2 separate regions of the Homo sapiens genome follow, and region 1 is linked to region 2. The links are chromatin loops, found by intact Hi-C in ENCODE. Cell type or tissue: A673. All regions are shown on one strand. Each heading gives the region's core, and the rest is flanking DNA. Links, peaks and the distances in the headings are about the cores only.

Region 1 (11,772 bases), core at 3,773-11,772, 660 kb before region 2:
ATTGCCATGTAAGGTCACCTCATCTCTGTTTTTCAAGGTTGCATAGTCATTGTGGCTTGAGTGGTCCAGTTATTGGGTTCTTTAGGTTGTTGAGTTCTTCAAGTCATGTAATCCTGATGGCAATCATTTGACATGAGTGGCTGCTGAAAAGCGTTTAATACTCTTGAGCGGATACTGTGCAGTAGGAAAGTGAATACCATGAGTGTAAGGAGAATAATAGTCAAGGATTTCAAAAGACTTCACAGCAGAAATTCCTGGGAGCCATGATTTAACTGACTAAATACATTAATAAAGGAGGCAACACATCTCTGATGAAAGACTTACATTTGTTTCTGAAGATAATTTAAATTTGGGGCAATAATTTCTGATTATTAACATAGAAACATTTTTATATGCATAAGTACAAGCTCCTCCTTGTCAAGTTGTTAAGTTATCCATAAGTTTAATATTTTGGAGTACTGCTGAGGCTAAATTGTTCATTTCAGATTTTATTGCGCGAGGAAAATTCAAGCCCTCATTCTATAGAAAACAAAAGAAAAACAAGTTAATAGTTGGGCCACATTATGATCTTAGTTTTTGAGTTCAGAATGTTGCTAGTCAAGATTTCTAATTTGAGTTTGCAGCATCTTTAGATGACAGAATGAGGATGGCAGTTGCAATCTGATGAGCCAGTTTGAATATCTCTGATTATATCATCAGCAATTTTGATGAACTCTTTGAGTGACCCACATTGCAGAAGGCATGAAAATTGTTCATACGTGACCTGTTTTAACTTTTCTGATGTTTCTATCCAGTCATTTAATTTCAGTTTGCCGGGCTTGGGAAAGGGGCAATTTTAGTTTTTATTGAAACTAGAAAAATTTACGATGCAATCCAATTTGTGAGTGGATAACAAACCTCTAAGATAATAAAGAGGACTAGAATTTTATAATGGGTGTGCTGTAGTTTTCTATTAAAATACACTCCTTTTTATAATCACCCATTTTTTTTACCAAAAATAATCACCAAATTTACCCAAAATAAGCCTTATCTTTTTAAAAAAGCTTAAGCTCATTGAACTCGACCTGATTATTTATATAAGTGCAACAATACTGATTCTATGCATATTTTAAAGTATGACATTTAAGTTGTAGGTTTGGTAATAGCCAATGGGCCTTACAGACTTTGTATAAGTCAGTCTTAGTTGGTTGTTTGTTTTTTTAAAATGATTTGGTAATAAGGAATCTGAAGTTAAAACTTCTAAAACCTCTCCGGACTAAAAGTCAAGCCAAGGACTTGTCCAATTTTATCCTATTATGAGGACAACAGATTCTTATGGAACGTATGCAAATACTCATATTGCCATGAAAATAAGAATAGTTAGTGAGAGTTTCTAAATTACACAGTGATCAGGTAGATAGAAAAATGTAAATATTTTTGTTTGCAGAAGTACATTTTGTCAAACCACTGTAAGTCATAGACAGCTTAAGAGAACCAAGAAAAAGAATTCCTTAAATCTGAAAAATAAGACATTAAAGAACCAGCAATATTTTAAAGAAATGTCATAAGAGACATAATTATTCTCATCAGTTAATTTAGCCCCATGTAATTAATTATCATTTTGTTCAATATTGACTTAGCAGTTTTATGAATCCATCAGTTTTCCAACTGAGTTCTGGAAATCCTTACCCAGTTCAATAGTACAATCTTAAAGTTATCAGAAACCTGTACTTGTCAGTCTTTTTAATGAAATCTTTGTAATTTTGTACCATAGCTGCTTGTAAAAGGTTTCATGAAAGCATCAAAGTTAAATAACTGTCTGCGGATGACAAAAGACTTAAAATGACCACGATCGAAGAACTGATGAGAGCTCATTATAATGCTATTGACAAAGAAATTTGGTTGTTTTTGTGACATGCAACATTTTGAGATGATAACTAGAGATAGGACTATCATACTAGAACATATCAGATTTCTAGAAATTTCATATACTTATTGGAACATCTACATTACAGAATATATATTATATTAGGTATATAGGTATATATTAGGTATATATAGGTATATACTAGGTATATATATATTAGGTGTATATATATATATATATAAGGTGTATATATATAATATATATATATATAGCAACCTAAGAAGACTAAACATTACCTGTATTTGACAATACTTCCCATGTAATTTAACATATCAAATAAGCCTAATTAGTTTAACATTTCTCTTATGAAGAGAGAGGACAAATCTTTTGAGATATTCTAGGCAGATTATCTAACAGATAAACCAAAACTATTGTTTTTTATAATCTCTTAGTAAAACTGATCAGTTATCCAAGAAAGCATTATCCTTTTTAACACAGAGGAAACAAAATTTTAGCTTTTTATCAGAACATTATTGAACTAATTTATCTAATCTTAGTAGTTTGACCACACATAAATTTTTTTTCACAGACTGCCTACAGCTTTCTATATCTGTTCAGTTTTTGTCTTACTCTTTCACTCCTTTTTTATTCTATAATAGTCATCTTAATTTAAGACAAATTTACTCTTTTTTCCTTTAGTGAAAACACATGCCTTATATACTTTTCTTTATTAAAAACATCCTACTTTTTTGTACACTTTTTGCATACAGTTGTTTTCATTCATCCTTAGTACTTCTAGTAGTTTTAATTACATACAACATTTAGAGTTCTTAACCCCTAGTAACCTTCGTATCTAGTGAAAACTGGTAAATGCATAATTTAATAACTTATAAAATATATATTTCCTCACAGTATGCATATTTCTTATGTAACACAGGGCACACTTACCAGCAGATCCAAATATCTCTAATTCCTCTTTAAGAAGCAGCCAAAAATAGATAAGCTCAAACTTATGTTCAGCAATTAATGTGTAAGTAGTTTATCTTATTTGGAAATGATCTATATATTTAATGAATATCTATCATTTAATTTAACTTACATGAGAACAAATATATGAGGAATGGAACACAAAACTGAGACTTTTTTTATAGTAGAATGGATCAAGGTAAGATTTCAGGCTTACAATGAGGGACACTTGCATGCCAAAGCACAGCAGGTAGGTCTCTAAGTGAGGAAAGATGCTCTAGGCCAATTCTCACTTATTTCCTAATTTTTTTAAGGTAAACTTGGAGTACTGTAAATAAAATCTGTGAGCTACTGTACTGACTCCTTAATAGATTCTTTTTTCTAAAACTTAAATATTGTAATAACCTTATTAAGGATCTGGTTACATAACTCCTGATTAATTAAAGTTTGTGGGAGTTTTTCTCCTGTCTGCATATTTGGTAAAAGTAACTTGATCCCTGAAGATCTCTAGTGACTATTCAATTCTCTGTTTTGATTTGTTAATAAAAGTTTTACTTATATAACTTTCTCATTTATTAAATATATTTTCTTCCTGCTCTGTTTTTAGTTCCAAATATAGTGATGATCAGGTATTTCTTTTATTGAATATGTTTCCTAGTTGGTAATGGATTTATATCAGATTGTAAGAGACAGAACTCTTAACTTTCCTTTTCATCCTGGAATATTTCACTACTTAATACCTTTCAATAAAGTGATTTTTTTTTTTTTACCAATATGGTCAAAGAATAACCAAATATTCTATAAGTAGTAGTTTTCTAAATATTCTTGTTAGAAGGATGACATCTGGCTAGCTGCTACTTCATTGAAAAGACAAGATATAAACGTATTGGTATACTCTCCTAAAGGCTCCTTCAAGTACATATTAATGTCAGATTAATTACTAGAATATTCTGGTTCTGGCAAAATCTTAGCAGTAGTAGTGACTCCAATGTGGCAATACATTAGAAAAAAAAATACATGCTTTATAACTTTATAAAGATACTGATACCTGGGCCTTCCCCCAGACAAATTAAATGAGATTCTATGGAAGTGCAGGCTGGACATCTCTGTTTTTTAGAAACCTAACCACCAAATAATTATATGTTAAATGTTCTATCACATATAAATTTGTTAAAACATTTCTTCACAGTGGTTGAAAACTACCAGAAACTCTAAGTGTATGTTTCTAGAATCCAGACAGTCTTGAGCCTTGAATTTGAAAATAACTTCCATAATTAAAATATCTAAGAGTTGGAAATAGAATATGAATACTTCTGTGCAAAATATGAATTTAATTCATTAAATTCATAATGAATTAAATTCTTATGTCTAAATTTGAAAGGTTTGAAAATCTTCTAAGAAATTAATTTGCCACTTAATAAAATAGACATTTTGGAGGTTTTTCAAGTTGAATTTCAAAAGGCAATTTATTGTCAAATTTCATTTTAATTGTTAGCCTTAATTTCTCTTATCACTTTGAAATGGCTTTCAAACTCTCTGCTGTGTTCATTTAGACCAATTTTTCCTTTTTTTTAACCTGTCATTCTCTTCTTACCTAATTGTTTATTTCATACTTAAATGGGAAAGTAATATTTGAAATTGATATTGTAGTACATCATTGCATAGAAGGTATTTTCAATATAAAGTTCAATTAGTTTAATCAAACATTTACTGAATGTTATAGGCTCTTTACTAGCATCAAAGAAGTCCAAAGGGCTTCCTTCCTTCCATTTTACTTTGTATGTGATAAATTATTTTATTTTGAAATGTTTTACTATAAACATTGTGGCACAAGTGTGTGTTTTGAGTGGGGGTGGAGTAAGATAAGTTTATTCTTTAAGGACAGTAATTTAGTATTTGAAATACTGTAGTCAAGATTGCAAATTCTAGAAGCATTTAAAGAAAAGTATTAAAGTTGATACCAAAGGTTTATTAATTAACATTACAAATGTTAGAAAAGAAAATTTTTGAAAAAAATGAGTGTTTAAGGCATTTAATTGGACAGCCAGTTTATGCAGGTGCCACCTTTAGAATAAATAAGGTTTAAAAGTCAGTCAAGTTCTAGAACTTCTGGAGGACTCTTACCTCACTCAGATAAAGGGATGCACACTAGAGAATATTTTGACACCTGCCTCATAGTGAAATCTTGAAGCAAGGTGCTTGTCTGAGTATCTGAGGACAGAGTGGAATTTTCCAGACCTTCTTGAACTGGACCGTATGTATTTGTATTTTATTTTATTCCATTTCATGTTGCATATTTGCTAATACAAGTTTGTATCTCAATAGTGTTCTGTTGACCCTTGCTTGCATTTACTAATATCACTTGGGAGGCAGTCTGTGGATAAGGGCTATCTATATATGGCCAGAATATATGCCTCCTTATCAAAAGAGCTCGTTACTTCCTGATTGTCCAATTTGGCCTAGGTCAGTTCACAACACTTTCTTTTTTTCCTTCCTGCTTTCCTCATTATATCTTTTCTTTTTTTCATCTCTTTTCCTCTCCATTTTCAATATTTGTTTATTGAAGTTTTACTGTCTTCCCAGCATGGTGTAAGGAATTAAGTAAAACTTTCCTAATTTATATTTTATCCCAGTACAGAAAACGGAAGTCTTTCTTGCATAGACTCAAAATTCACCATAGTTAAGAAAGCTGCACCTCTTTGCCATTGTTTCTTCAGCAACAAACCTGAAAGCCCCCTAGCTACTCTTATGACTCCCCAGCCTAATACCAGGTAGTTTTCTATAATTTTGGTTGTGACCTCTATGTTATGACTGAAAACTAAAAATAAAAGTAATGGCAAAACCCACGATTACTTTTGCACCATTCTATAGATAATTAATAGATAATGTATGCATCTAATGGTTTGAGATTTTTAGGCTGCCATCTGCCATGTTAATGTTAATTTAGAGTGGAATGGTCACACCAGGATTTATATAGCAACAGGACTACCTGTTAGAAAGGCAGGTCAATGAGTGAGGTTAATTCGGAATGAGTTGACAAGAATAATATTGAGACAAGGTAGGCAAGCTGTAGGAATTAGCAACCATGGATTTACAATAGAAGGACCATCAGCATCCAGAGGACACAAACTGAGAAATATATGAGGTGACAATGAGGTGACAAGTCAAGTCAAGGATTCTGGTTAATAGGAGAGTGAGCTCTCCTCCAGGGCCTGCAGGCTTACCACAGAGCACTTGAGCCCACTGCTGAGTGCTAGTCAGCTGTCTCTTCACAGGTAACTTTCTATGCCTTTTTCTGTTCACAAGGATGATGGCTAACTGGGACTATTACTCTATAATGGGCAAAAATTATGTGCTTATTGTTTTTCATTGAACCCCAGAGATGTTCACATGGGTTTATTCAAGGATAGCAGATAATGTAAGATAATCTCAAGTTCATAAACCAGATATATCTTGTTTTGGTGTGTTATTTTTCAAAATGTCATGTTTTCTTACTGCTATGGACTTTATAAACATGTTAACTCAGGTGATTGTATGATGAACTCACTTCCATGACTTGATTAGGTATTTCATGCCTCAGTGTGTGTAACGATGTCTATGTCTTACCCCAGGAGTGAAGAGTGCTTCTTTAATTTATTTGGCTCATTGTACTCTCTACAAAAGAGATGAGGGAAAACAAAGCAACCCAGAATGAAAAAAATTGTGGACTTTTGTACCTGTATTTAAAATTTGGACTCCTTCTTATGCCAGGCAAACCTCTGATACTAATACTGTGTTAACACTAAATGTACTGTACCTCCTATTTTCTTTTCTTTCAATATTATTTTCTAAGGCTTTCATTTTCTAAAAATCTCATCTTAGCCACGTTGTTCTCTTTTCTCTTTTAAAAAAATCCTTAAAAATAAATTCTTGTAGATCCCATTGACTATGAAAATATTTCATTTTAGGAGTTATCATGTATAATAATGTGAGCCACGTGCTTAGCTAATTATCATAGCTGTTACCTGTTTGGTTCCTTCAGCAAAAAATTGTCAAATTCAAAAGTTTACATTCAGAAGTTGAAGAATATGATTGGATTTTTAATCTTAAGAGTCTAAGCACCTGCCTTTGATAACTCTTTGTAGCATATATGTTAACATTCTTACCAAGGGTGTTTGAGCTGTACCAATTACCTCAGTGTCTGTCCTTGGAAAAAAAAAATGTCACTCTTTACTAATTGATCTCAGCATCCAGGAGCAGTTCATCAACTATAATCACAACTTTAAATTCTTCTGCATTTGAATTAAGGGATACAGAGGGACTAGATTAAATGAAGTTAGATGTCTCCTAAGAGTGGGCTTTGGTGTGGAGTCAGCATAAATAAGAGTAAGTGCAGTATATAATGAATAACTCAAGTGGGAAGTTATGGGAAAGAAATACAGTAAGGCTTGGTGTATAATGAATAATTCTGGCTGTGAACACTCTGAATGATGATAGCTCACCGTCCTCCTCCCCATATTTTAAAGGTGAAATTTAAAATGAAGAAAACTTGAGAATGCTCCTCATCAGGAGAACACTAGAATACAAAAACCAGTACAAGTATTTTGAAGCGACTATATTAGAGATAAAACTTCTTGATTCAAACTTAAGGTTTGTCCAGACCAGTTTCACATCAGACATGGTTTCCTTTTCAACAATAAAAATCTTTTCTAATATAATCACATCGACAGAAATATTGGTCAGACTGAAAGCAAGTCGACTAGTTATTTCTTTATGATGACCTATTTCAGTTCTCTTTAAGCTACTTACAAATGTTCCAAAATAGTTTAGACTTTCAACTGCCATTTTTATAAAAAGTTTTCAAAGACAAATTTTAACTAGCAAAATATATGAAGTATTTTTTTTACTAAGCTACAGATGTAGTTTCCAATTCCTGTAACTTTGGGCCTCCTTCTACAGGCTTGATAGCTATAAAATAAAACCAGTTATTATTTAATTCAGTGGTTAACTACACTCTTTTAGAACGTTCGAAGGTCATGAAATTAATGTTCTACCCTTGTGAAATGAAAGCCTGAAAGCTGAGAAGTTAACTCAGCATATTTTAGTAAGACTTAACTGCAGGCTATATATACACTTGGAATAGAAGTGTTCGGATCTCTGTATTAAGGATGTCAGCATTTCCATTAAAAATAGCCTAGGTAAGGAGTTTAACTAGATTCAGTCATTGCATTTCTTTGGTTAGAGTTACTTAGGCTAAAATATTCTCAAATATACATATTCTGATTATCTGATTGCTTCAATTGATGAATATATTTAAATACAGAATTTGAGTCCCTCTCCTAGATATGTTTCCTTTCATTTGTAATTCATCATTTATTTAATGAAATAACCACATTGTGTCTTTAGCCTTTAAGAATTTCCTTTCTTAAAAGAATTATGTGTGTGTGCATTTTGAGACAGCCTAATGTGAAGGATCATTTGAAAAAAGCTTAGTTGCTTCTAACTTCAAACTCCCTTGGTAAAACACCCACTCAAGGAACAGAACGAAACAAAAAAACTGCAGGAGATTTAACACTAGGGGGCACTAAGAACCTCCTCTAAACTTTTCTGTCCTTTCCTTCTCAAATTGTATGCTGGTTGTCAGTCCCCGCTTTATTTATTATCTTTAGGTGTTAGTACCCTTCTCTTGATTTGGTTAGTAGATTTGTCTGTGAGAAGGCCAAGGAGTGAATGGAGAAATGGCATGTCAGCTTGTATTTTCAGTATTGGACAAAATGTACTGTAAGAGAAGATCCTGCATTCTCCCACATAGAGACATCTACTTCTCTGGTATTACATATTTTAGTAAAATACGTGATCCTTAAATGAGACACTTACAGACACAACTTATAGAATCCCCCAAAGGCAAGCTTAAATTGCCATTTTCTGTTATTCATATGTGCAAATGTGGCTTGTTGTAATAGCCCATCCTTAACAAAAATTATTTTACTGTACCACTGCCCAGTAATAATGATGACTAAAATTGATTTAACATTTTCTTTGTATCCAACACAGTACCAAGCACTTCATTAGGATTTTCTCTTTTAACTTTTTAACACAGTCCTATGATGTTGAATAGGTTACTTCCTTTACTTTGTAGATGAGGAAAATCAGACATGGGAAGATTAACTTGCTCAAAGATAAAATAATTAATAAGGGTGACAGCATGTCCACAATGCAAGTGTCTGTGATACCAACATTTTTAAAATTTTGATTTATCATACATTGAACATTTGGCTCATATTCATAATTAGCTTTGATTTAAAATATTCCCTTCTATATGTCAGACCATATGTTCTGCTTTTGTTTCAGAAAATATAATTGCCATTATTTTTTTAAAAACTGTAAAGCTAGAAAGTATTATGTAATATGCAAGTAATGTGTTTAGAATTATATTATTTGACCAAAAATGTTTATGCTGCTTCAAAAATCCTAGTGTACTTGAAAAATTTTTCTTGGTTACAAATTCTCTCTATATATTTACATGGTCCATCACTGAATGCGATAGGCACCTATAATGGGTCAAATACTATGAGACATATATGCCATACAGTGCCACTTCCAATGTCCTCAAGGGTCAGAAATATACACACAAAATATATGGAAGATTGGTCAAACAATGAGTAATGCTTTATAAGGAAATACATTAGAATTTCGGCAAGAGGGCAGTTGACTGTGTTCTGAGATGGCCAAGGAAAGAATTAGATAACAATGGGGTTTGGCCTGCACATTTCTGCACATGCACCCGAGAACTTAAGGTATAATAAAAATAAATAAATAAACAATGGGGTTTGGATTAGGCTTCAAAGAATGGGGAAAGGGAGAAGTGTAGAGGAAAGGAAGCAGATTTCCAGCAAGGTAACTATGTTAACTAAAAGTCGTTTCTTAGAGATGAAAATGGAAAATGTTATGATTATTGGGGAGATATAGGTTCCATAGGAGATCAACAGTAGAGAATAAAAAACGATAGATCAAAATGGAAAGATGGCTGACCAAAATTTTAGACTTTAATCTTTATCCTTTCACAAATTATTGTAAAGATACTAATGGTTATGTAAAAACCATGTTCATGGAGATTGATCTTGTGTGTGACTAATATATTGCAGAAGAAGGAGATAGGGATTGCAGTTAGGAGACTTTTACAACAATCCAGGCCCCTTGAAAAGTTAAAAAGGACCGATTTAAGTCCTGACAGTGAAAAAAAAGAAATAAACCATACATTTTATTTAATATAACAGCTTTAATGAGATATAATTAACATACCATAAAATTCACTCCTTTAAAATGTACAATGCTATGTTTACAGTATCTTCTCAGAGCTATGCAACAGTTGCCACTAAATATAGAGCATCTTTATCATCCATGAGAGAAACCCCATATCAATTAGGTCACTTCCCGTGCCTCGTTTTCCCCAGACCCTGGCAACCACTAATCTCCTGTGTGTGTTTATGAATTTACCTATTCTGGACAATTTAGGTGATAGAATCAAATAAGTCCTTTTGTGACTGGCTTTTTTCACTTAGCATGTTTACTAGGTTCCTCTTTGTGTATAAACTTTTTATAGGTTTTGATTAAGTAGCAGTGCCTGTTTCATATAAATCTTTAGTCAATCTTAGTTACAATCTTAATTACTAAGTATGGTATGTCTACGTTATTATTTCAAATCTCCTTTTCTTAAAAGTTGTACTACTGACTGAACAACATTAAGTACATAGGTGGCTGGTAGTACACAAGTAGACTTAGCCAAATTAGGCATAAGTGGTAGTTTTTAAGGGTTCTTTAAGTATAATTTTGTGACTTGAGGAAGTGAAATATTTTGTCTCAGGTACAAAACTGAGCCTGTCTCAGCGCTATAGCCACAACCCAAAAAGTTACTTAATATGAAATGAGTGTTGGACTAGATATGATCTAAACTTCTCTCACCAACTAAAAAATTCTTTGTGTTCAGATAATTAGCAGAATATTTTCCCTGACCTACATCAATCTTCAGTCTTAGCATTATTGATGAACAATTGTTATACAGTTATTTTAAACTTATGATTCACTGTCCATCATAGAAATATGATTTCAAAACTATTTAACGTTTTCTTTGTGACAAGCAAGCCAATATTTATCTGATAATTTTAATATCTATTGCAGATAAAAAATTTTTTTGTTTTGCTCTTTAAAATGTAGATATTTTTTCCCTTTCTCTCAAAGTACAAGTATTTTCATTAAAGTTTCCTGCCTTTGGCACTTGGACATCCCACACTTTTTAATACAAAAATATATATTGCATTTATCATTACATTTTGCTTTTTCAGAAAACTAAAACTTGCGTCACTTAAGGCAAATAATATTATGAAAAACAACTGTAGATGAGGCTTCACACTCAGTCTACCAGGAATGACAGAGTGTCATACCCAAAGATATTCTTCTTTATATATATTCATAAGAATAAGTACTGGAATCGAATTGTTTTCAGGCTTTCAATGTGAATTTTGTCTGAATGTATATAAGTTAAACATTTTTGAGGCAGTTATTTTCTATTATAGATACCTTCACAATGAAAGAAAAATATGTTACTTCTATAATGGACTCATCCTGAGGCCAATTTGCATATCAGTATATATTTCTTTACACTATGAGATATGTTCAACACAAATCATGAATACTATTGTTGCCTGAAACTCTTTAAAAGTAGAGGGGGAAAAATGTTTGAAAATGCTGAAGAAGAAATTAGTAATTGTCTATATAACGACCTCCTAGTCAGTACAAAAACATTATTGAAAAAATATAAGAAAGGGGGAAAAAGCAAGTTCAAATATAATGTACAGATATTTGTTAAAAGTGAGCATTTTTATTATAACATATTATTTTATAGAGAGCAAAATGTATAGGTGACGACATAAATATTAATGAATGCAGTTAGCTGTTATCTCTATGTCATGGCAAATTGTCCA
Region 2 (16,903 bases), core at 4,531-12,530:
TCTATGTCTTCATGTTGTTTGGTGTAATTTCTTGTTTTGCAGGAACATGTCATCTAATAACTTTCTAAGAAAGGGTACATGGGTAGTTAATACTAGAGTTCTTAATTTCTGAATATCTTTATTTAAATTTTGTATTATGGCAAGGTATGGATTTCTTATGGAGATTACTTTCTCTCAGAATTTTGCAGACTTTGTTACATCGTCATTTACCTTAAAGTATTATTCCCACTTCTTGATATGTAACTTTTTCTTTGAAAAGTCTTAGTCATTTGTTTGTTTGTTGCTTATTCAATGGTGTTGTAAAGCTTCTGTGTAATGATCCTTGGACAGTCTTTTTCTTTCATGATGCTAAGTATTCCATAAGTTCCTCAGAACAGACATTTCAGTTGCTGCTATCTGGAAAATTTTATCAAAAATGTCTCTATTAATTCCATATGTCCATTTTCACTTTTTTATCATTCTAGAATACCTTATGGTAGATTTTGACCTTATAAATTAGTTATTGGTTTTGCTATATTTTCTTATATTTCCTATTCCCTTTTGTCTTTTTGTTCTAATTCTAACGGGCTTCCTAGACTTTATCTGCTAACACATTTCATCCAAGAGCTGTTTTTTAAATTTCTTACTATTTTTTTCATAGCAACGTGTTCTTATTGTGCAGATAAAATATTTATGAAGATATCATTTGTGGAGTATTTTTTATAATACTGTCATTTCTCCTTATGCCATCCCTCTGGACCTTCTTTGGCTGTTTGATTTAGTCTTTCTCTGCTTGATTTAGTCTTCCCTCATGAGACTTTTCTCAAATGTCTGGTTATCTTTTGCTTTCAGTTCCATATTAACCAATGCCATACCAAAAATATAATCACAGCCTCAATGTACACATGCGGGAATTTTTGCAGAGTGATTAGGCAATAAACATGATTTTTTATCTGAAGACTTTGAAATGTCTCCCTTTGGAGGTATTTTCTCCAGTTTCCCGACTGAGAAAAATTGGCCTGGCTCCAAGCATCCTAATGTGAGCACAGGGAGTTCTGTATTCACTAAGGAAACCCTTATTTAATTCTGTTTTCAGTCTGGCTTTCCTGGAACTATTTCATAACTGGCATTTCCAAGTCCTGAATTCTTCTGGATTTCAATGGGTGAAGGATTGTGGAAGTGGAATAATTTGTCCATTAACTTCCTATTTTACAAATGTTCTTGAGATCTATATTCTCTGATGTCTCCTCTTTCTTCTACTTACCAATGTGTCTGTGCTTTTTCATATTATTTTGGAGTGACTTCAAGAGGGAGGAAGTATAAATGATTAGGTTCAATCCATCACGTTTCCCAGAAGGTTTGGAGAATTATTTATACTGGCAGCCTTGTTTCTTATTATGTAAAAGAGTTGAAGTGACAAAATTAATATTCACAAGAACTGAATTCCTGGCCCAGTTCTTACTATCTATCTATGTCACCATGTTCACGCTACATAACTTCTCTGCAGTTTCATTTATTCATCTGTGTATTGGGCAGGGAAATGTAATAGTTGGGGCACATACTTGCAGGTGCCAGTGGGAAGGAGATGCCAGGTATTACTGTAGGAAAAAATAAGAGCTTTCATTGCTTTCATCTGAATTTATTAACTCTAAGATTAAATGTTCTCATGACCTGCTTGGAGAATAATTCTTTGTCCATTCAGTCAATAAATATTTATTACAGGTCTGTTATGATGACCTAGAAATTTCACTCCAAAGAGAAATGAAAACATCTCTGTGCAAAAACTTGTACGAGAATATTCATATCAGCAGTATTTACAATAACCAAAAAGCAGAAACAACTCAGATGTCCATCAACTGATAAATGAATAAATTAAAGGTAGTATATCCATAAAATGGAATGTTATTCAGCAAGGAAATGAATAAAGTACTGACACAGGTAACAGCATGAATGAACCTTGAAAAAACATTATGCTAAGTGAAAGAAGCCAATAAAAAATACTATATATTGCATGACTTCACTGATATAAAATATTCAGAATAAGCAAAAATCTACAGAGACAGAGAGAGGATTAGTGGTTGCTTAAGGCTGAGCGGGAGGGCGGGAGAGGAGAGAAAGTGAGTGCTAATGCATATGGGGTTTCTCCTTAGGATGACAAAATATTCTAAAATTGATTGTGGTGATGGCTGCATAACTGTGAACTTACTAGAAAATATTGAATTGCTTACTTTAAATGGGTGAATTGTATGGTATATGAATTTTGTCTCAAAAAAGCTGTTAAAAATAAACCATATCTGTATGTAATAATTAGGTGATGGGATGATCTGTGCAGCAAACTACCATGGCACATGTTTACCTATTTAACAAACCTGCACATCCCACACATTTACCCCTGAAGTTAAAATAAAAGTTGAAGAAAAAAAAATGAAGCCTCTAAGAAAGTTTGGCAAGAAAAGTCTATTATGTGCATTTTTACAACATTGGGAATGTAAAACTGAGTAAGATTCATAAGGTAGCATGGTTTAAATTCCAGGGAAAGGACACATATAAAAATAATTATAAATTCTGCTGAACAGAAAGCCTAGATAGAAAAATAAGTGTGTGCACAATGATTAAATGGAAATCTAAAAGATGAGTAGAAACTAGTTATGTGGAGTGATAAAAAGTGAAAAGAGTATTTCAAGCTTGGGGGTAATGTCACATTAAAATCTTAGTTGCAGGAGAGAACTCAGGTTGTTCTAGGAGCTAAAAATTTACCCAAGTGGCTGGAACACAGAGCTGGAATGAGTGGCATGTAATGAGGCTGCATATATCGGCTGAAATTATGCAGGGTCTTGAAGCTCATAGAAAGTTTGTCCAATGTAGTCTAACAGTAATGGGAAGTTACTAAAGGTTTTAAAGAGCATAACAATATTATTAGATTTGCTTTTTAAAGATCACTCTTGTCACTCTATGTTGAATGAAATGGAGGACAGGTTACATTTTCTGTCCTAAAACAGCCTGTAAATATCATAACAGGAATGTCAACCTTGGAGAACCTACGTTATTCGTGTCATTTTAAGAAATCTGTAAACTGGAGGCAGTATTAATTGGTCAAATCAATATGTATAGAATCTCTAGAATGTTCATAGGCAGTCATTCCATTCCCTGAACTTTAGCCAAAACAATGAAGAGTAAGGTGCGAAGATGTTTGTTGCAGCACTTTTTAAAAAATACTGAATAACTGTATACAACAAAGCTGATAGTCTAAAATTTATAAATATTTACTAACTTTGTATGTATGTAAAATTAGCCTTATGTTTTTAGAGTTACAGCTAGTGACCTGAAAATAAAATTAGGTTTATATAAATAAAATTATAAGTTGTAAATTTAAAGCATGAGTAATGTTGCTTCCTTGCTTTAACTGCGTGGTCAACTATTAGACAAAATAGAAAAATACTATGAGAAAACTAACTAACATAACTTGAAAGAGTCATGAAATCAATCTTATCAAAGTTGGGTGAAATGTGTCAGATAAACACTCAACTCAAAAATAATCAACTTCTATATATATTCTTTACTTCTATATATATTCTTCTACAAAGTCCCTTGAATAGTTTCTGTAGCACATATATACAAATAGAATTAACAGAGCCATGAAGGTTTATTTTGCAAAAACATAAAATTCCAGGATGCACCAGGAATCCTGATTTTTTTTTCCTGTAAAACTAATGGTAAGTTGTACATCCAGATGCCTTCACAAAGAAAATTATTTTTAGAAGAAAAGTACTTAGAGAAAATATAATTTTCATAGTGCATGCAGACTTTTTTCTTTATTATCACTATTTCTACAACTAAAATATATAGTGTCAGCCTAATTCATAGTTTGTTACTCCTTTACACAAAATGATAAAATGAAAATTTGTCACAGACCCTGCAAATGCTCAGTACTCTTCATGTAGTGCTAATGATCTGCAATAATTTGCACTGTACTTACAAGAGACTCTATTTGAAAGTTCTTTTCCGGAGCCCAATTGTTGTTTCTAAATAATGAAGTGAATTATCTGCTAAACACAAGAATTATATTCAGAATGATAAGATTATCACCTGAAAATCATACTAAATGCATTCTGCTGGTTTCCTGCTCACTATAGGACATAGGTGCATTGAGTATAATAATGCAGAATTACAAATACTATTTATCTTGCTTTGTGGTGGTGATGTTGTTTTGGTTTGTGGTTTTTGATCAAGCAGATATAGTTGAATATAATTTTCTTAAATGAACCTATGATACAAATAATAAGTAATATATCTTTCCAGTGCATTTAAATTTCTTTCATTATTCAACAGGCACGTTCATAAACCCAAGTCCACATAATTAAATATGATTAGTAAAGTGTACCTCTTTACTGATTCTCAATTTATAATCATACCCCGAAGGAGGTTTAAAGGGAAAGTTGCTCAGAAAAAAATGAAAACTATCTTATAATATTTTAATAGTATAAATCATAATATCTACTAAATGCAACAGTGAAACATTTGCTAAAATTTAAAGTTGCATAACTTACATGTATACTAAGAAAAAGTAACTAAATAAATTCACACGTTTAAATCTTTGAAGAAATTTCATGTTGTGTCTAACAGTTGCTAGAGCCACTAAGAAAAATGTAATTGAACTTAAAGCACAAAAAGGTTCACCTAACATAGAAAAAAAATAAATTCTTATGGTTAATTTTGGCTATGTTGATATGAAAAGCAAATAAAATAAGCATTGCTGGCAGATACAGAGTGTGTTCAGCACAAAGATAACATAACAGTAGGCTAATTCGTCTTTAAACCCTAGAAGGTTGAATTGTTTTCTTGTGAGAAGCTCCTGGAAGCAAATGTTCTCTCTATTATGAACTGTATAATATGGGTGAAGCCTCCCTTCCCTAATGAACACATCAGTGATCTCTGATATCAGTACAGTTGTGGCTGCAATTCAAAGCAGAGATGGAAGAACGGATGTGACGGTATCTTCAGGAAGTAACTCCCATCTCTAGAGTCCTTGAGTACTTACAACAAAATAAGCTTTTCACACACTCATACTAATGATGAAAAGAAATTGAAAAAAATAAGAAGTCAAGATACAAAACTGCCTCCGTTATGAGGAGCAAGATGTTGGCTGGCAATACATATGGAAAGGAGCATTCTTTTTAAAAGTCCCTTTGTGTAAGCATGATGGAACAAAATAATGACAGAATCCCTAAAATGGCAAATAGTCTGGTGATAAATTCTTCCAAGATAAATTGCTTGCATAATAAAAATCATCCACAAAAGTATTCTAAATATTCTTTCAACCTATTTAAATGATTATATCATAACTATCAATTGGCTATGGAAGCACAATGCTTGCCAAGCATCACTTTTAAACCTTAGTAAAATTCTAGCTAATTAATATAAAATCACCATGAATTTTTAAAAATCATATTTAACCTCCAAATTAAATGTGTCTATGTGTTGTTCACATGAAATTCAATAAGACTAAGACCATACTGTCACTACAGAAAAATCGAGCTACATTTGTTTTTAAGTAACTATCCCTATTTTCCCTAGTTTGGGTGCTTATATACCACAGCATAAACAAAAACATGAGCTTGTTGTGTTTACTAAATTCTGTAGCTTCCACCCAGTTATTTCAAACAGTACCTATACTATTGGACTGCTTTTTACTCTCTGAAGGTTTCTATTGTCATCCTCTGCTGAGGAAAAAGGTAAATACAGCAACTCTGCCCTACTTACGCCAGGGGTAGAGAAAACTACCTGCCAGACACAGCAATAGCACTCTTGGGCTCTGGTGGGGAAAAGAGGCACTAGCTAGCTCTCTGAAAGTCTCAGTGGGAGCACAGCCTTGTCCCTTGAGGTAAGTAAAGTAGAAAGCTATCAGTCTTAAAAATTATCGTGAGCAGGGAAACTAGAAACAGTGTTAAAGTCACGACATGCCCTGGAGTAAGAACATAGTAAACTTCTCTGGCCATGTAAAGGTTTATTAAAAGTGTCAAGGAAAAGAATCCTCTGGATATCTTCATTTGTAATAACTCCCCACTCTTCATAGAAATTACTCTTAAGTGTCATTCACTCAGTTGTTAAATGATTAATGAACTTAAGTTTGACATTTTAGGAATTGTAGTAAAGCACCTCCCTGAAATAATCCTTCAGGAAAGGGCCTAAAGTAAAGGCTAGATCATGACCGCAAAAATTTCTAGTATCTGTTGAAAATTACTCACACATTCCTTTCCCTGTAGAAAAAAACTACCGCTAGAATTTTGTCTTTCCTATTTTTGTTCTTTCATTACATTATCTTGACGTTATAGATTTTAGAAAATCTTATATTGGTTTTGAGATCATACAAAAAAATGAAACAATAAGATGTAAATATATTCTGAATGTAAACAAGTACATGATTATTTTTGCAGTTTGTTTTAGAACACCAGTGTATATTGTAATTATGTTTTAAAATCTATTTTTTCAGATATCTTTCAGTTTAAAAAGATCTAAATAATGATAATTGCTTAATTTGTGCCTGCCATTTTCTTTTTTCCATTTATACAAGGGAAAAGTCAAATATTCCAAACTACTCCACACTGGAATTTAGAGTATTAGCTCAGTTTTTAATCATTTCCCATTTCTTTGAAATGGATAATAAAATTAAATCATCACCTGATTTCAATTTGTTCCTTTGTTCAGTAACAATGTTTTTATTAAAGAGATATTTTGTCTCAGAAGATTTCCTTGGGAAAATAAGGAGAATCCTGTAATTCCATTCATTCAAAAGACTTTCGCATGCTATTCTAATTCCTGAAAAGTGGCCCTATGTTTTTATTTAGCAAGTGGGAAAAAGTTTAATTACTTGATGTGTGGTATCATTTTGATAAGGGATAGTCCTTTTCACATTGCTGAAAAAATAAAAGCATCATATGTAATCATTTTATTGAGTGAAATTAAATGTTAAAAGTTCAGCATTTTTGCATGTTAATATTGAACCTGGTACATTTCTGGAAATACCACATTTATTTTTGCTATTAAGACTGGAGACTTTTTTCATGTAAGTTATTTTCATTTAAAAATTTTAAAATGAGGTGAAATATATTTCCATTGGGGACTGAGGAAAAGATAATATTCTATACTTGATTCCCACCTTTAAAATTCTAAAGAACATGACAACCTTATACATCTTAGAACAGGGTCATTTATAAGTTTGCTTCCCTATCTTCCTACTGGAGGAAACAGGTTTGATTATTTATTACATCTTTTTAATATGAACATTTTCTTTTTTTTAAAATTTTTAATGAACGTTCTTTCAATCAAACTCTTAATGTTCTCTAGACTATAAACGTCATTAGGTTTTATAAGTTCTCCTTTGGACTTTGCTGTGTGTTTTTACAAATAAGTACCTTAAAATTATACACTTTCTAAAATCCATTCACTCTTTGCATAGATCACGGAGGCTACTGATTTCTGAGACGATAAATATCTCAAAGAAGGCAAAGACCGTCACTCTGAGCCTTTGTGTGGCGGGACTGTGGATTTTTCACAGCTAATGTCATTCAGAACTGTGGACAGCTCCCGTTAAGGCATGTAGTTGGTGACAATTTCCCTTAGTTTCTAAACTAACTCCAAGGCTGCTTTACATTGCTATATTTATCCTATAAAGAATACTTAGTATATGCACATACTCCTTTAGTTGATTCTTCTTTTCTTTTCGAACGAGTTCGGCCAAATAAATAAATATCACCCTGAGTTATTAGGAGTTACTAGTTCTGGATTTTAAAATGGGAAGTCCAGCCTTGTTCAGGAGCTAAGATAATCGTGCACACGCTAATAAGAGGATCTACTACACGACCTTCATTTGACAATCTCTAAATATGCTTATCACCGAACGAATACTTGAGCGACAAGTAAGATCAGAAAACGTCTTAATTTTAATTCTCCAAAGCGGAGTTTTCCTGCTGACAGCTTTCCTGTCCTTCTTCCCGAGCTGGAGGACGTGAAAAAGATTTTTGAAATAGACTTGCAGTCAAGGTCAAGAAAGGGTGCCGCTCTATTTCAGAAAGGGGCTCTGTCAACGCCCCCTCTCTCTGTTTCAGGAACTAGAGGCTTCCTGCCACGCTCCTGCCCTGCCTGGAAGCGCCTGGCTTTGGTGAGACCTCACGTCAGGGACTATCCAAGTGCAAATTGCCCTTCTTTTGCCTGCCGGCCGCTGTTTCTGAGTAAACACAGCGAGGATAACCAGCGCCTATAAAGAAAAACAGACTAAACACACTCCCCAGGGGCGAGCGCGGCAGGAACTGCTCGGGCTTGTGAATCGCTGTCTCCGGTTACCCAGTCTTCTTCTGAGCCCCAGAAGCCTCCTTTTCCCTCCTGGTTGAGACCACACTTGAGGGAGCCGCGCGAGGAAGGGTGGCTTCCCGCTTCCTCACGCTCTCGTCTCTGAAGTAAAAGTTTCCCTTGTACAACTTCGCCTCCTCCCAGGAGGGTGACCGTGGCCTCCATCCTTCCCTGATCTGTCCCCGAAGTTCAGGAGGCCAAGGAGGAGAGCCCGTCCGGGATTCCCGGGCAACAGGAGCACATCCTCCGAGCCCCTCCTGGGTGGAAACTACCCGGAGGCGCCGAGTGGAGCCTGCTTAGCCCGAGCCGACGCCGCCGGCAGCGCCACCCCCCGCCCGCCCTCCTAGTCCCCGGGACGCCCCCCACCCAAGGGCGGGGAAGCGCGTTTCAGGGCGCGCCTGAAGGGAGGGTGGGGCGGCGACCGGGAGCCCTCACCTGAAATCACTGTAAGGGTGGATAATCCAGAAGCCTGCAGTTTTAACCCTTTCCTGCTCCTTTTCCACCGCCTTCTGGCTCCCAAACATGCGGAGGGAGAATTTGTTGACCCCGGGCTGCAGCATGGAGGTGAACTGCCTCTGCATGAAGCCGTACTGCCGCCGGGGCCCCTCGGCGTCTTCGAAGCCCCCCGCCGGCTCCTCGCCGCCGCCGCCGCCGCCGCCACCGCCGCCACCGCCGTCCACCTTGAAGCACACGGAGTTGCCGTGCTCCTTCGCGCCGGCCCCGCCGCCCCCCGGCGGGGTGCCCAGGCGCTTCTCGGCCGCGGCCGGCCCCGCGCCCGTCGCGGACGCCTTGGCGGGGAAGACGCTGTTGCCATCGTCCCGGCTGTTAGACGAAGAGTTGGGCTTGCCGCCTCCTTCCATGCCCGGAGGACGCGGCCGGCGACGGCGCGGGCTCCAGACTCGCCGGCCGCCCGGCGCCGGAGACACGTAGCCGAGAGGGTAGGGGCCCGAGCCGGCTGCCGGCGAGCCCAGCTGCCCGTCGCGGCGGCGGCGGCGGCGGCGGCGGCTGCTGCTTCCCGACCGCGCCGCTGCTAGCTGCGCGCCTGGCTCCCGCCGCCGCCGCTGCCCTTAGTGGCTGCGGTCCGGGCTCCGGTGCGGCTGGTGCTGAAGCTGAGGCTGCCGGAGCTAGGCGAGGCTCAGCTCGGCTCAGCCCTCGCGCCCCAGCGCCTCCCCTCGGCTGCCCTCTGTTGGCCAGAAAGGGTCTCTCCCCGTCCGCTCTCCACACATGCTCGTTACTCTTGCTCTACTTCTGCCCAGCGTGACATTGAACTCAAGAGCCCTCGGAGGAGACATTCATTGGTACACGTGGAGAAGGACTCGGTGTATGTTTGCATGAAAGACAGGGGAGAGAGGAGAGAGAGCAAGACTGAACTAGCGAGTGTGTGTTGGTCCAAAAGAAACAAACATCTTAAACTCATGAAGACATTGTCTGAACGCCTGTTTGAATAACGTTACAGATGGAGAAAAGGGGACAAGCTGACTATGCATGCCAACAATTCAAGTGCAAAACCAAATGTCCAAAAGAAAGTAAAGTTTGACAATGGAAAATAAATGTCCAAAGTATCAGGGAAAGTGTGCCTGTGCGTGCGCGTGCGCGTGTGTACTAGAAAGAGAGGCAGAGGGCAAAAGCTACCAGGTCTGTGTAATCCTAGGTAACCAGCTGCTTGGGGCTTTTCAGATTAAGGTTCTGCACCTGGGGACAGACAACTGACCTCCTTACACTTATCCTTGTTAATTCTTGCAGAGTTTTTTAAACAGAGGACGGGATTTCTTTCTTTCCAAGGCCATTCGTATCAATACACGTGCAAGCAGATCTATCAGCCACCAATATTGAAAGAAAAGTGTGTGAGGGAGGCCTCGCCTGAGCTGACCTATCTTTTTAGATAAGTTACATAATCAATAAAACACATTAAGGGATGTGTGTGTCGGTCAGTGTTTAACGACACCACGCTAGGAAGTTAAGACGTCTTGGAATCTCTCGTCAGAATGTCATTACCATTTCAGAAGGGGGGAACACTCTTAAGGGAAACTTACAAGTGTAGTACTGATGCTGAGGAAAGCATTATCCGTTTCCTCTTATTCCCTCTGCGTCTCTGAAACCCACTGGATTAGCTAAAGGAAGCAAAATGTGCTGCCAAACCCACCAGTCACTCAGCAGGGGAGCCCCGGCGTCTGAAGAGCTTCAAGACTCCCGAATGTCCCAAAACATCTGTTTCAGATACAAGCATTGCCTCCCTGCCCATAGCCTCTTCAAAGGAAATCTTGCCCTGCCAAGAGTCCCAGATCCCCTGGGTTCCTGTCAGCTGTAGCCACATTTTATGGAGAAGGGGCAGGCACTCAAGGAGGGAATGTGTATGTCAGGCTGGCAACTAGTGAGCTATCATGAGGAAAAAAAAAATGAGTGGGGCTAATCAAGGTGTTTTTCTGAAAAATTAAACAGTGATGAAGCCAATTAACAATGAAGGAAGCAAGGATAAAGACAAAGGAAGACAATTGGATGCCTTCCTGAGGGGTTAACAGAGGCTGAGAAAGGAAGCAGAGAACAGAGAAAATAGCAGAGGGAAGCAGAAACGAGCCATTAGGCCTAACTCAGTTGCAATTCTGTAAGATTTCCTTACCATTCTCCTTACCATAGCCTGTGCTAAATCTCCTTTTTTCACGGAGCTATGTCCTGACTCAGGCACCATCTGTTTTCAACTAATCATATACCAGAACCCTAAGAATAAATATGGATGGCCAAATTTTAATGGTAAGAGATAGGAAAAATATGAAAATATAGAGCTCTGATCTGTCAAAATAGAGACCTTTCTCTACTTTGGAAAGCCAAGAGGTCAGATAAGGATACCAGGTGCTGAGGGCAGAAGGAAGCCACGGGAATGGATAAAAACAAACATTGCCCAAAGCACAGTTCTGCCTAAGAAAGACCCGATTACTCAGGCAGCTTTTCTTTATTAGACTAAAGATGTTTCCCTACTTTTCTCCCATTCTGCATGCTTCCTCAGTCCCTCTATTTTCAGTCATGAGTGTGACAATGTATATTTTAACATAAATTTTAAATTTTATAATAATGTAAAAATATACCATCTAAAATGTTATGCTGAGTTTAAGTAAGTTTTGCTTTTCTTTTAGCCAATCTCTCTGTTTGTTCTATTGCAACTTAATCTTACTCATGACCAGGCAGTTATTTTAGTAAAAGTTTTTCTGAGTTTCAAGGTTTGTACTAAACTGATATGACAGAATCACTGAAAAACAAGATCTCAAAATAGAACTAAGAAATGTCTTAAAAAGATCACAAGTCATTGGTTGTTCCAAGTATAGCTTCTAGGCCATATTTTATTTATTCAAAATCTCAAAAAATACATTTTCTTAAAAATTTGAGAATGTGTATATTATATCAATGCATTAACTTAAAGTTGTCAGCAATATAAAAAGTCATGTTTATTTACTTTTCAGAGTGTTGATTTAAAGTTGTTTAGAATATGAAATTTAAGTTTTCTTTGGAGGAAGAATGAACTCTCAAGAAGATTGAGACAAAGTGAAAGCAATAAAAGAATGGAATCAGTGATAGAAGAAGAGACAGAGAGAATCTTGAAACTTCAGAATAATCTCTTCTTATCTTGTCTTTGTATCGGTTTGTTGATAAACTATCTCAAGCTAAAATCTAGCGAGCTAAATGCGAGTGTTTATTTCAAAGACATCTTAGAAATAAGACTACCATCATGTTGACTCTGTGTCATTAGATGTTCATGATGTCAAAATGCTTAGTATTTTACAGGAATCTGATTTCTGAGGACTCATTAGAGAATATCAATTATGAATTAATTTCAGGAGAACGTCTCATCAGTAGTTGTAATGGGTGCTATTCAATATATACAAGAATTGTGCATCTTCTGAAATGTTCCCTGTCTCCTTTAATACTCTGCTTAAGATCAAATTGCAAGGCAGCAGCAGAAGATTAATATGCATCTAAAATAAAATCTCCATGCAGCAGATACTAGCACACGTGAAATGAAAGAAAAAAGATAGATCGGTGACTTGAAGTTTGATGGTTTATTGGAAAATCTCAGTGAAACTTAAAGATTTAAGGGATAAGACATTTTGACCCTCTTAGTAGGACAGAGTAATATGTTACAAACATATTACACGTGTAAGGAAATAAAATAAGAACATCTGTTGAAGAAGGCAGTGGTAAGGAACAGTGAAAAAAAAACTTCCTCATTGACAACCTCACAGTCTTTCTGTGTCTTGTGTACAGGCAAATCTGATTATCTATCTGGAAAGCCACATCAACATCATGCTTAATATGAAACATTAAAGCTGTTAAAGTCAGAACAATACGCTCATATCCACCATTTCTGCAATGCATGGTATTTTTAATTGATAATATTGTCTCCTGAAAACCCCAAATAATCAACTGGATAATCATCATAACTAATAATAGAAGTTGGGAAGTTGGTATCAACTTTTGGTTACTTTAGTAAACATGCAAAAATTAACATTTTTCCTAAGCATCAGCAATAACCATTAAGGCAATATAGAGAACAATGATTTTTTTCACAATTGCAACTAAAAATGAAAACTACACAATAATAAATTTAACAAGAAATGTCTGAGATCCATAGTTTAAGATACTTTATTTTGATAAAAGACATAAAAAGCATTTAAATAAATTAGCTATATACTTTGTCCATAAAGTCTCAATATTATAAATATGGTGCTCCTTCCAAAATTGATTTTAAGTTTCAAACAAAATTTGGTGATTCCATGGACACAGGGAGGGAAACATTACACAACAGGGCCTGTTGAGGGTTGGAAGGCAAGGGGAGGGAGAGCATTAGGACAAATACTTAATGCATGAGGGGCTTAAAACCTAGATGACAGGTTGATAGGTGCAGCAAACCACCATGGCACATGTGTACCTACGTAACAACCTGAACCTTCTGCACATGTATCCCAGAACTTAAAGTAAAACTTAAAAAAAAGAAAAAAAAGAAAGCAAACCAAACAACTCACCAGCAATATACAGTCATTCCTGGTAACCAATAAAGCAACTTACTTACTTTAAAACGAACAACAAAAAAAAGTGTTATTAGTTTTCTCCATGCGGACAAAAGCAACAAAATGTTTTTAAAGTTTAACTGGATTAATAAATCATTTTTAACAGTTCATAAGCTATGGCTTAAAAATGAAAACAATGAAAAAATGTCCAAAGTATTAGAATTGCTTAGGGTAGCACTGAGCAGAGAAAGAGACAGATAAGGCAATGCAAAAGAGTCAAAACCAGGCCGGGTGCAGTGGCTCACGCCTGTAAATCCCAGCACTTTGGGAGGCTGAGGCAGGCAGATCACTTGAGGTCAGGAGTTCAAGACCGCCTGGCCAACATGGTGAAACCCCGTCTCTACTAAAAATACAAAAAAATGAGCCATGCGTGGTGGCATGCTCCTGTAATCCCAGCTACTCGGGGGGCTGAGGCATGAGAATAGTTTAAACCCAGTAGGCTGAGGTTGCAGTGAGCCAAGATCGCGTCACTGCATTCCAACCTGGGTGACAGAGTGAGACCCTGTCTCTAAATAAATAAATAAATACCAGAAACACACTTTAGTTTTAATCATAGCTCCAAATTGTCATTCCACATCAATGAGCAAAGGATATGTTGTATAGCAAATGGTCCTAGGATGGTTAACTATTCCAGGGAAAAGGAAGGTAGAATATAATATCATGTCATTTCCTAAAGTGAATTTAAGATGATTTAGTATTATAATGTAAATACTAAAAATCATGATAGGTAAATGTTTATAAAAGCAAACACTGGAAAAGACTATGCCACTTTAAAAGATTGATAGATATTTACTTTTCAGAATTTTTTCCATTGACCTGCCTATATAAAGACTAACAATACTATACAATTTTAATAGTTTTAATATATGGTGGCCCAATCCCAACATCTGTATTTCTCTTCATGTGTCTGCATACATACATATTAAACATGATTTTTTTTCATATACATGTAGAATTATTTTTGACAAATTTTGGCACTTGTCTTTGTAGTTAAGGCATTTCGTTTGCATTGCACATAGAGACATTTTAGGAAGAACTATCATCTTTCAATATTGAGTCTCTATTCAAAAGCAAAATAGATATTTTTTCCCTATTTCTTCCTTCTTGTATCAGCGCTAAATGATACATATTATTGTCAAACATTTGAAGAATACAAGATTTAAAAAGAAAAACCTTAAAGTAGTCCATGAACTCATCTTCATTTTGCTGGCACATGCCTATCTTTCTTGACTCTAACATGCATATATTGATTTCTATTATTTTACATAACTAATCTCTTAATATATTTATTGTACCAGCATTTGGATTTAAGGTTTCAAAGTATATCTTGAAGATATTAGCATGAGATAATTTATAGCATCCTTTTCTTTAATGCCTGCATTTGTTTTGTAGAATGGATATACCATAATTTACTTAACATCTCCTTTACTAATGCACATTTGAGGTTTTATTCTTTTGTGCTAAAACAAACTGTGTTACAATTAATATCCTTATTATATCTCTGTGTAGTTATCAATATAGATATGGAGAAAAAACATTGGAGGTAAAGATAATTACTCAATTCATGGGTAAATTTGCTTTTGGTAGTAACTATCAAATTGCCCTCCAAAGACTGTAGGAATATATATTTCTTCTAAGACCACATGAGATTACCTGTTTCATACGCTTGCCCCAAAATCAGATATTAACAACTTTTTCCAATTTAAAATGAGCAAGAAAAAAATGATAGGCCATTGGAGTTTTAATTTCATTTTCACAATTATTAATAAGAATAAACAGATTTCCCATGTTCATTGAGTTTCTTATAGTTATTCATTTGTGAGTTATCTACTTTTACTATATGATCATATATGATACATATGTATGTTTTATTTTCAATATATTTTACATATAAAACTTTCACCATGCATGTAATTTTAGAGTAATGAATTCCTTGCAAAGAATGAAAAGAAGCCATATATAAAAGACTGATAAATTTGAGTCAATGAAAGCTGACTTTACTTTCCATGTCTGTTTAAAATATTCCCACAATTATTCAACTATTCTCTCTCTCTCTTTTATTTTTTTATTTTTATCTTTTTTTAGAGATGGTGTTGCCCTGCCCTGTATTTCCCAGACTGGTCTTAAACTCCTGAGCTGAAGCAATCCTCCCACCTTGGCCTCCCAAAGTTACGGGTTTATAGGCATGAGCCACTGCACACAGCTAAAATTCTTGGATACTTTTGTTCCTATTTTCTCCTTCATATTAATTTGAGAATAAGTTTGTCAAATTATTTTAAACAATCTAGCTGGAATTTTGTTTGGAATTACATTAAATTTATGCATTAATTGATAAATAATTAACATAGTCATAACCTTAAATTAGTACATCTTAATATGTAAATCTCTCCATTTATCTGTCTCTCTACCTATCTTACCAATGTATCTAAATACAAGGTAATCTATTGCATAGTTATTTTTTGTTTATTTATTTATTTATTCTATTTTTTAATTTTTTTTTTGCAATGGAGTCTCGGTCTGTCACCCAGGCTGGAGTGCAGTTGTGCAATCTCGGCTCACTGCAAGCTCTGCCTCCCGGGTTCACGCCATTCTCTTGCCTCAGCCTCCCGAGTACCACGGGTGCCCACCACCACACCCGGCTAATTATTTGTATTTTTAGTAGAGACCTGGTTTCACCGTGTTAGCCAGGATGGTCTTGATCTCCTGACCTCGTGATCCGCCCACCGAGGCCTCCCAAAGTGCTGAGATTACAAGCATGAGCCACCATGCCCAGCCTATTGTATAGTTTTTTAATATAAGTCTTGGAAATTTTTCGTTCAGATTTGTTGCTAGGTATTTGATATGTGTTCTGACTTTTTAAAAAAGAGACATTTTATCATTGTGCTTTCCAACTGGCTATTTTTGGTTATAGAAAAATTATTTTTTTACTACTGACTTTGTCCTTGCATATAGCTGTAGTAGGGAATTATTAAACTGTATCTAATACGGTATTTTAGTTTATTCTCTTTGGTAGTGTCAGTAAATAATCATGTCATCTATCAACTATATGTTTGTTCTCTTTCTTAACAATTTTTATAATACACTTTTCTTGACATACTACTCTGGCAAACAATTTCAATTAAATGCTGAATAGTAATAGTTATAATGTTAACTGACACTGTTTTAATGATATGTAATAGTAACTCTTCTGATTTTATGGCATTTGCTATAGGTTACTAGTAAGGTAGCCTTCATCATATTAAGGTAGATTTCTTCTTGCTTGTTAAGAAGTGTTTTAATGAGAAAATAAATTGATACATATTATTAATAATTTTACATATGTCAAGATGATTGTCTTTTCTCTTTTAATCTGCTAATGTAATAGATTATAATAAACATGATTAATATTTTCTTTACAGGCATAAATCTTATATAATCACATTAGACTATCATATTAATTCGATATGTTGTTAGATGATGATAATGCTGATGGTCATATTTTTATTATTTGCTATTTTTGGCCAGCTTTGGTTATGCTGGCT

Evidence for each region. A loop is a pair of places that touch in the nucleus more often than their neighbours do. Peaks named below come from ENCODE experiments on the same cell type or tissue, not always from the same donor. Only the 100,000 strongest peaks of a DNase experiment are listed, where the experiment ranks them.
Region 1: it touches region 2 in a loop (6-fold over the local background); 27 of 110 quality-filtered maps call a loop at or near these places.

What each region holds. Positions count from the first base shown.
Region 1 is chr5:45,030,211-45,041,982 of GRCh38, forward strand. No RefSeq gene overlaps it. Among named protein-coding and RNA genes, the nearest start is that of MRPS30, 230 kb to the left of the region's middle. In A673, for the core only: a CTCF peak has its summit at 8,365 (motif pointing right); a DNase peak (open chromatin) is centred at 8,371.
Region 2 is chr5:45,686,909-45,703,811 of GRCh38, forward strand. It overlaps HCN1 (hyperpolarization activated cyclic nucleotide gated potassium channel 1), which reads right to left and starts at 9,472. Exons shown (of 8, transcript NM_021072.4): 1 at 8,761-9,472. The coding sequence starts at 9,185. RefSeq lists enhancers at 7,845-8,346, 8,347-8,846. In A673, for the core only: CTCF peaks have their summits at 9,529 (motif pointing left) and 9,729; DNase peaks (open chromatin) are centred at 9,483 and 10,483; H3K4me3 peaks cover 548 bases; H3K27me3 peaks cover 4,467 bases.